Linked DNA regions of Homo sapiens: region 1 is linked to region 2. The links are chromatin contacts, found by Hi-C or POLR2A ChIA-PET in ENCODE. All regions are on one chromosome and are shown on one strand. The core of a region is the stretch at or near the end of the contact, and the rest is flanking DNA. Distances in the headings are between cores, read along the strand shown.

Region 1 (4,684 bases), core at 2,049-4,548, 110 kb after region 2:
ACAACCACAGACTTGGAGAAAATATCTACAAAACACCTATCTGATAAGACTGGTTTTCAAAATATACAATGAACCCTTAAAATTCAACAATATAGAAACAACCAGTTTAAAAATGGGCAAAAGATCTGAACAGATACCTCACCGAAGAAGATATATGGATGGAAAATAAGCATATGAAAATATGCTCGACATCGTAAGTCATTAGGGAATTGCAAATAAGACAAAAAAGAGCTATCACTATACACCTATTAGAATGGCCAAAATCTAGAATTCTGACACCACCAAATGATGGTAAGAATGTGGAGCAACAGGAATTCTCATTCATTGTTGGTAGGAATGCAAAATGGTACACCTGCTTTGGAAGAGAGTATGGTAGTTTCTTGCAAAACTAAAAATATTCTTTACCTTACACTCCAGCAATCACACTTCTTGGTATCTCCCAAATACATTGAAAACTTATGTCCACAAAATACCCGCAAACGGATGTTTATTGCACCTTTATTCATGACTGTGAAAACTTGGAAGGAACCAAGATGTCCTTCAGCAAGCAAATGAACAAACTGTGGTACATCCAGACAATGGAATATTATTCAGCTAAAAAGAAATGAACTATCAAGCTACACAAAGACAGGTTCCTCCTCCCACTTAAGGAGGAAACTTAAGTGGCCACTGCTGAATAAAAGAAGCCAGTCTGAGAAGGCCACATACTGTGTGAGTCCAATGGTATGACATGCTGGAAAAGGCAGAAGAGAGTCAAAAGACCAGTGACTGGCAGGGGTTGGGTGGAGGGAGAGACAAATAGGTGGAGCACAGAGAAATTCTGGGGCAGGTGAAACTACTCTGTGTGACACTGTAATGACAGATACATGTCATTCTACATTTGTCCAAGCTCATATAATCTACAACAGCAAGAGCAAACCCTAATGTAAGCTATGGGCTTTAGTTAATAATATATTAATATTGGTCCATCATTGTAACAAATATGCCAAACTAATGCCAGATGTTAACAACAGGGGTGGGGAATGGTGAAGGGGAATATGGGAACTTTATACTTTCAATCCAATTTTTCCATACAGACAAAACTGCTCTAAAAATGAAGCCCATTAATTTCTTTTTCATTGTAAAGAGAAAAAAATTGTATCTTTAAAACACCAGGATAGAGAAGGACTTTTTAAAACCATAGGCAGAAAAGCATGTATCACAAGGAAAATGCCTATATATTTGCCATATAGTGAAATTTAAAACTTCACTGTGACCTGAGGCCCTGAACAACATTAGGAAAAGGTGTTTCAGGGACTCTAAAGTCTTCCCCTGGAGCTGTCATCACCCCGGGAGACATCCTGACTGTAATACCCACCTACGCATGGCCCTCTCAGTGTATAAGGGTTCCCTTCAGGGCTCTCAGGCCACAGTGAAAGATGGGGCTATGCTCCCCATGTCACAGGAAGGGACAGGCACTGAATGCTCTGCTGAGACCATGGCAGCATGGATGTGGAGGTGGGATCAAACCAGACCCCTCTCCCCTAGCCAGGCACAGTGGCTCATGCCTATAATCCCAGCACTTTGGGAGGCCAAGGTGGGAGGATTGCTTGAGCCCAGGAGTTCAAGGTTACAGTGAGTTATGATGCACCTCTGCACCCCAGACTGGGTGGCAGAGCAAGCCCCAGTCTCAAAAACAAAACAAAATGAAACAAAAAATCCCCAAGCCCCCCAATCAACCTCTTGCCGCCCTGCACAGGTCCCCTGAGGTGCCCTGCACTGGCTCAAAAACAGTCTCCTGGGGAGATGGACGGGGCACCCCTGTGAGGTGGGGGAGGTGGGAGCAAGAGGAAAATGAATCACAGGACTTGAGCCAAGTAGAGCCCTGAGAGTGGGAAGAAGCAGGGCCGGGAGTTGGCAGCAGGACCAAGACAGGGGCGAGAGGCCTTGGGTGCCGTCTTGGCTCACTCCATCACTCGGTCACGCTGGCTGGGCCAAGGCAGAGGCAGTGGGTGTCAGAGACAGCTCTTCCAGCTAGAGAACAGACTTTCACATTTTCTGGATTCTTGCGAGCCAGCTGATGTCATGTTGTTAGCTTGACATTGGCCACGGTGGGCATCTTCATACCACAGAAATGGGCAAACACCACCCACCAGGGACCCCACCCCTCTGTTAAACATTGACCAGGCACCACTTGAGAGGGGACTGCAAGGGGGGATGATGTGGCCTCCCTCTACATACCCCAAATACCCAGAGGGAGGGGGGTTGAGGGTCAGGAGGGAGGAGAACCTGACAGGCCAGAAACCACCTAGGGGCTGAAATTACATGCTCCCCATGGGAGTGAGAGAGGAGAGGGGGTGAGCACTCTTCCTGAGGAGAGGGCTCACAGGGGAGCCAGTCTGACTGGGGGTTCTGAAAGCCACGGTGGGCTGGGCTGGGATCCCCGTAAATCCAGCCTGTCCTGTGCAGCCTCGGTGGGAAGTTCCCCCTTCCAGGGAGGGTCTGGGACTTCTGCTCATTCTGTATCAGCATCCATCTTTCTCTTTCACTTCTCCGTTCTCTCAGGTGAACCATATCCTCCAGAAATCTTCAGCAACAAATGTCTTCCTTTAGCAACCCCACAGGAGCTGTGCCCCAGAACAATGGCCATGACCCCAGTGGGGAGGTCTGCATTAAGCAAAGAGCAAAATAAATACAGAGATGAAGACAGGAGGGAGGACCACCCAGGAACACCTGTAGCCCACTGTGCCCATGCTCTTCCAACAGACTAGGGGAGGCCTGCAGGTCAGGCCTAGCCTCTAGGGTGGAGAGGTCCAGCCTGTCTCTTAGCCCTGGACCCAGCCTTGAAGCATGTGGTGGATTATGCAGATAATGCACAGGGGTTGCTGGAGAACTGTCACTCAATCTGGCCATGCTGAAACCAGTGAGCAGGAGGAGGGTGTGGGCAGGAGGAGGAGGGTGTGGGCAGGGGGAGGAGGATGCGAGCAGGGGAGGAGGGTGTGGGCAGGGGAGGAGGGTAAGGGCAGGGGTAGGAGAGTGTGAGTAGAATGAGGAGGGTGTGAGCAGGGGAAGGAAGGTGTGAGCAGGAGGAGGAGGGTGTGAGCAGGAAGACGGTGTGAGCAGGGGGAAGAGGGTGTGAGCAGGAAGAGAAGGGGGTGAGTAGGGGGAGGAGGATGTGAGAAAGGGGAGGAGGGTGTGAGCAGGAGGAGGAGGGTGTGAGCAGGAAGAAGAGGGTGTGAGCAGGGAGAGGAGGCGGTGAGCAGGGGGAGGAGGGTCTGAGCAGGGGGAGGAGGGTCTGAGCAGGGGATGGAGGGTGTGAGCAGGAGGAGGGTGTGAGCAGGGGGAGGAGGGTGTGAGCAGAGGGAGGAGGGTGTGAGCAGAGGGAGGAGGGTGTGAGCAGAGAGAGGAGGGTGTGAACAGGAGGAGGGTATGAGCAAGGGGAGGAGGGTGTGAGCAGAGGGAAGAGGGTGTGAGCAAGGGGAGGAGGGTGTGAGCAGAGGGAAGAGGGTGTGAGCAGGCGGAGGAGGGTGTGAGAAGGGGGAGGAAGTTGTCAGCAGGGGGAGGAAGTTGTCAGCAGGGGGAGGAGGGTGTGAGCAGGGAGAAGAGGGGGTAAGCAGAAGGAGGAGGGTGTGATCAGGGGGAGGAGGGTGTGAGCAGGGGAGGGTGTGTGAAGAGGAGGGTTTCAGGAGGCTCAGCCTGGGGCCTCCTGTGTCATTGGCGCCATCTGGCCCCTGGCACTGGGAATGGTCTGCCAGGGCTCACTGCATCTTTGGAATTCCTCCCCTGCCCACATGGAGAGGCTGTCACGCACATCAGGGGCCAACCTACTCCCTGGGACAAGGCTACGGTGCCTGTGTCCTAGGGCCTTGGTCCTGGCCTCATGAGATGCGCTTAGCCAGAGTCTGGTGGAGGTGGCCCATTAGCCTAGGGCCACCTGGAAGGAGCCTGTGGGAACTCTGAGGGGAACGCTGAGAGCTGACCCTTGTTGAATTTGTTTTCCTGTTTTTACCCACTGAAAGCTTTCATTTATTTTTCTGTGAGCTGTTGCTGCTGTCATCCGTACTTCAACTGGGGTTTTGGCCATTTTTTTTTAACTGGGGGGCCTCATTCTGTCACCCAGGCTGGAGTGCAGTGGTGTGACTGCAGCTCACTGCAGCCTTGATCTCCTAGCCTAAGTGATCCTCCCACCTGGGCCTCCCAAAGCGCTGGGATTCCAGGCCTTTTTGACCTATAGGAGCTCTTTCCATATGAGGGAAACCACCCATTCACCTCATGTAGCCCAAATGCTGGGAGGGCCTGCTGTGGCCTCACCCACACGGGATGTGCCCAGGAGGCATGGGGCAGGCACGTTCTTGTTCTGTTCCCTAACAGGAATGTGAACACTTTAAGCACAAGGCACGTCTCTTCTCCTCTTTGCCCCTAAAATCCAGATGTGCAGATGGCTAATTGCCGGAGCTGCCATCCTGACTCTCACCTGAGAAATTCCAGGGACAAGCTGAGCTGTGGGATGAAAGAAGTGCCCATGGTAGGTGGAGCCAGGATGCCAGATAGGAAGGCCCAGGTGGCTGGGGGAAGAGAGACAGGGCCTGCCCCATGCCTGTGTGTGGTGGCGCCCAGCATGGTGTCCTGCTCCTGGGTCCCCATCCCCCTGCCCCCGGCTCGCATCCCATGTCCCCCTCCTCTCCTCACAGCTTGCCTTCCCTGA
Region 2 (4,115 bases), core at 210-2,709:
AATTGTGAATGGGAGTTCACTCATGATTTGGCTCTCTGTCTGTTATTGGTGTATAAGACTGCTTGTGATTTTTGCACATTGATTTTGTATCCTGAGACTTTGCTGAAGTTGCTTATCAGCTTAAGGAGATTTTGGGCTGAGACGATGGGGTTTTCTAGATATACAATCATGTCATCTGCAAACAGGGACAATTTGACTTCCTCTTTTCTTAATTGAATACCCTTTATTTCCTTCTCCTACCTGATTGCCCTGGCCAGAACTTCCAACACTATGTTGAAAAGGAGTGGTGAGAGAGGGCATCCCAGTCTTGTGCCAGTTTTCAAAGGGAATGCTTCCAGTTTTTGTCCATTCAGTATGATATTGGCTGTGGGTTTGTCATAGATAGCTCTTATTATTTTGAGATACGTCCCATCAATACCTAATTTATTGAGAGTTTTTAGCATGAGGGTTGTTGAATTTTGTCAAAGGCCTTTTCTGCATCTATTGAGATAATCATGTGGTTTTTGTCTTTGGTTCTGTTTATATGCTGGATTACGTTTACTGATTTTCGTATGTTGAACCAGCCTTGCATCCCAGGGATGAAGCCCACTTGATCATGGTGGATAAGCTTTTTGATGTGTTGCTGGATTCGGTTTGCCAGTATTTTACTGAGGATTTTTGCTTCAATGTTCATCAAGGATATTGGTCTAAAATTCTTTTTTTGTTGTGTCTCTCTCTGCCACCCTTTGGTATCAGGATGATGCTGGCCTCATAAAATGAGTTAGGGAGGATTCTCTCTTTTTCTTTTGATTGGAATAGTTTCAGAAGGAATGGTACAAGCTCCTCCTAAAATGTGGCACATATACACCATGGAATACTATGCAGCCATAAAAAATGATGAGTTCATGTCCTTTGTAGGGACATGGATGAAGCTGGAAACCATCATTCTCAGCAAACTATTGCAAGGACAAAAAACCAAACACCGCATGTTCTCACTCATAGGTGGGAATTGAACAATAAGAACACATGGACACAGGAAGGCGAACATCACACACCGGGGACTGTTGTGGGGTGGGGGGAGGGGGGAGGGATAGCATTAGGAGATATACTTAATGCTAAATGACGAGTTAATGGGTGCAGCACACCAACATGGCACATGTATACATATGTAACAAACCTGCACGTTGTGCACATGTACCCTAAAACTTAAAGTATAATAATAAAAAAAATGCTTACTTTAAAAAAAGAAAGAAAAGAAAAAAAAAAAAAAGAAGGGTTCAGGCCGCTGTGGGAGGCCCAGCACCACCCAGCACAAGACAGTACGGTATCCCGCCGCGCGCCCGACTCCACCTGGCGAGCAGGGAGGGGCCAAGCTTACGCGAGGCGTGGCATCCCGCCCCTCGCTGCATTGTACTTCCGGGCTCACATTTCTGCATCCGGAGTATGAGAACCCTCAACCAGGCTGACCGGATCCGGAAGTGGATTGCGAGCCAGGAGGAGGAAGCCGGCGGTGGCCCCGTCAGCAGCCGGCTGCTGAGAGGCCGGTAGGCGGCGGCGGTCCCGAGGGGCGGCGGCCGCGCTGCTCCCTGAGAACGGGTCCCGCAGCTGGGCAGGCGGGCGGCCTGAGGGCGCGGAGCCATGAAGCTGTACAGCCTCAGCGTCCTCTACAAAGGCGAGGCCAAGGTGGTGCTGCTCAAAGCCGCATACGATGTGTCTTCCTTCAGCTTTTTCCAGAGATCCAGGTGAGCGGCACAGGCTGGTGGGCCGTGGCGGTCGGGCGGAGAGGACTGGGGTGGGGGTCCGAGTCGGAGTGGGCCTGGGGTCGGCGGAGGGATGAGGGGAGGGTGGAGGAGGCCAAGGGTAGGGGCAGGGCGGGGTGGCCGAGTGCCCGGGGTCTGAGAAGGCTGGTGTCCGAGTCAGAGGCGGGGCGGGGTGGGGAGGGCCCGGGGTCTGCTGTCCGGGCTTGGTCTCCTATAATGGAATCTGGCCGTGGACTCTACCTTTGAGGAACCAACATTAGCTCTTTAAGAGCTTATACCATTCTAGAATATAGTTCTCTACTCAGTGTTTTTCAAATTTCTGTCGTGTAAAAATTTTAAGGAGACTGTGAAGTAGTGCAGATTTCCAAGCTTCATGCCAAGATGTTCTGAATTAGTAGATTGAGGCCTCGGTATTTATATTTTAGACCAACACTTCCCACCCAGTGATTCTGACTCTGGGAGCTTGGGTGCCGCATCTTGAGAGCCATATTTTGATTTTCTTGCGGGGCTTCCCAACAATTCTGTATGAGAGATAGTGATATACTTTTTTTTGTTTGTTTTTAATGGGTGAAGTCACTGAGGTACCAAGAGGTTATATCACAACCAGCTAGAACTGAAAGCCAGGTTTAACGCTTTTTAGTTGGACACTAGTGGTACAAAAGGATTCCACACGGAAGATGCAAATGAAGCATGGGATCTGTAGGGCTTACAGGCTTTTACTTGTTTCTGGGGCGCTTTAATTGCTGGAACGTGTTAGAAGTAACACAGACACTTCCAGACCATTCGTGGGAGGGATTGGGGTGACTCAGGCACGAAAGAAGGAGGACCCTACATGGTCGGTATCTATGGTCATCTTGTCTCAAAATCTGATGGAATCTGCCGTTTGGATTCTGTTTTCCCTGCTTCAGTGCAGCTGGTTCTTGATGAGAGTTCTTTGCCAAGGACTTGCTGGATGTAAAAAAAAAAAAATGTTATTTTGTTGAAACTTTCTGCTTCTTTGAGTTCTTTTAAAAAAATATTTTTAATTGTGGTAAAATGGTACACAAAATTTATCTTCACTATCTTTAAGCGTGTAGTGAGTGCATTGATATGAAATAGATTGATAGTGTTGTGCAGCCATCACTGTCAATCGTCTCCAGAACTCCTTTTTATCAAATTCGTGTCTATTAAACACATTCCCTTCTCCCCCAGCCCATGGCAACTGCCATTCTAATTTGTCTCTGTGATTTTGACTTTTCTGGCGACCTTAGATAAATGGAATCATATAGTTTTTGTGTGTCTGGCTTATTTCATGTAGCATAATGTCCTCAAGGCTCATGCATCTTGTTGCATATATCAGAATTTCTTTCCTTTTTAAGGCTGAATAATCCATTGTATTATTCACCACATTTTGCTTATCTGTTCATCTGTCAGTGGACACCTGGGTTGCTTCCACATTTCAGCCATTGTGAATGATACTGCTATGAACATGGATGTACAAATATCTCTTCAAGACCCTGCTCGCATTTTTTTGGTATTTACCCAGAAGCGGAATTGCTGCATTATCTTTTAGCTCCTTCTTGGGGTTCTTGGTCTTTGCAGTCTTTACCATGGCCTACATTCACTGCTCTGTGTTGTTGCTTTTCTCAGATGGAACTTTTGGTGCCAACTTGGCTCTGATTCTTTTTCCTTTTTCCTTCCCATTAGTACTTAAGATTCTCAGAGATTTCACTTGTAGGACTTATACCTCACCTGCTTGGGATGCCCACACTAGTTTCCAATGACTAACAGCTGCAACACTAAAGGGACATCTCTACTAATATGTCTTAAAACAACACATGTCCCAGCTGATTTATTTATTTATTTATTTTATTTTAGATGGAGTCTTGCTCTGTCACCCAGGCTGGAGTGCAGTGGCACAGTGTCAGCTCACTGCAACCTCCGCCTCCTGGGTTCAAGTGATTCTCCTGCCTCAGCCTCCCAAGTAGCTGGGATTACAGGCGCGCACCACCACACCCGGCTAATTTTTGTATTTTTAGTAGAGATGGGGTTTTACCATGTTAGCCAGGCTGGTCTCGAACTCCTGAGCTCAAGTGATCCGCCTGCCTTGGCCTCCCAAAGTGCTAGGATTACAGGCTTGAGCCACCACGTCCGGCCTGAGCTTGTTTTCTTATAAGACCGCTTTACTTACGTCCTTTGTGCCCTATAATTACCCGATTCCAAAGTTGAAAAAGTAGTTTCCCAGCTTTTTTGGTCTTTGTATACATGCTGTCACAATGCAGTTCTTCCTTTGTCTCTTTATAGCCGTGTCTCAAATGCTGTCTCTAGGTTTACTGCAAAGCCTTCCTTGTTTGAGGTCTTCTTTTCTGAGGGGTTATTTTGATCACTTCAGTCCCT

Evidence for each region. Hi-C counts contacts between places; a loop is a spot of excess contacts on that map. ChIA-PET counts read pairs that join two places held with the same protein, here RNA polymerase II (POLR2A). Pooled maps may share reads with other maps.
Region 1: a pooled map shows a loop between it and region 2 (6-fold over the local background). The contact joins the enhancer-like site here to the promoter of YKT6 in region 2. A Hi-C loop is called at or near these places in 1 of 168 maps with a recorded cell type or tissue (endothelial cell of hepatic sinusoid) and 7 of 50 pooled maps. POLR2A ChIA-PET finds 5 or more read pairs at or near these places in 2 of 52 experiments (B cell and WTC11).

What each region holds. Positions count from the first base shown.
Region 1 is chr7:44,303,812-44,308,495 of GRCh38, forward strand. The region is part of intron 1 of CAMK2B (calcium/calmodulin dependent protein kinase II beta); the gene reads right to left. Among named protein-coding and RNA genes, the nearest start is that of CAMK2B, 19 kb to the right of the region's middle. RefSeq lists an enhancer at 2,430-2,479. Within about 2 kb of position 3,299, at least 6 of the 41 ENCODE cell types and tissues checked have a DNase peak (open chromatin) inside an H3K27ac peak, as active enhancers do.
Region 2 is chr7:44,199,519-44,203,633 of GRCh38, forward strand. YKT6 (YKT6 vesicular SNARE protein) reads left to right here and starts at 1,460. Exons shown (of 7, transcript NM_006555.4): 1 at 1,460-1,721. The coding sequence starts at 1,618. RefSeq lists a silencer at 1,567-1,636.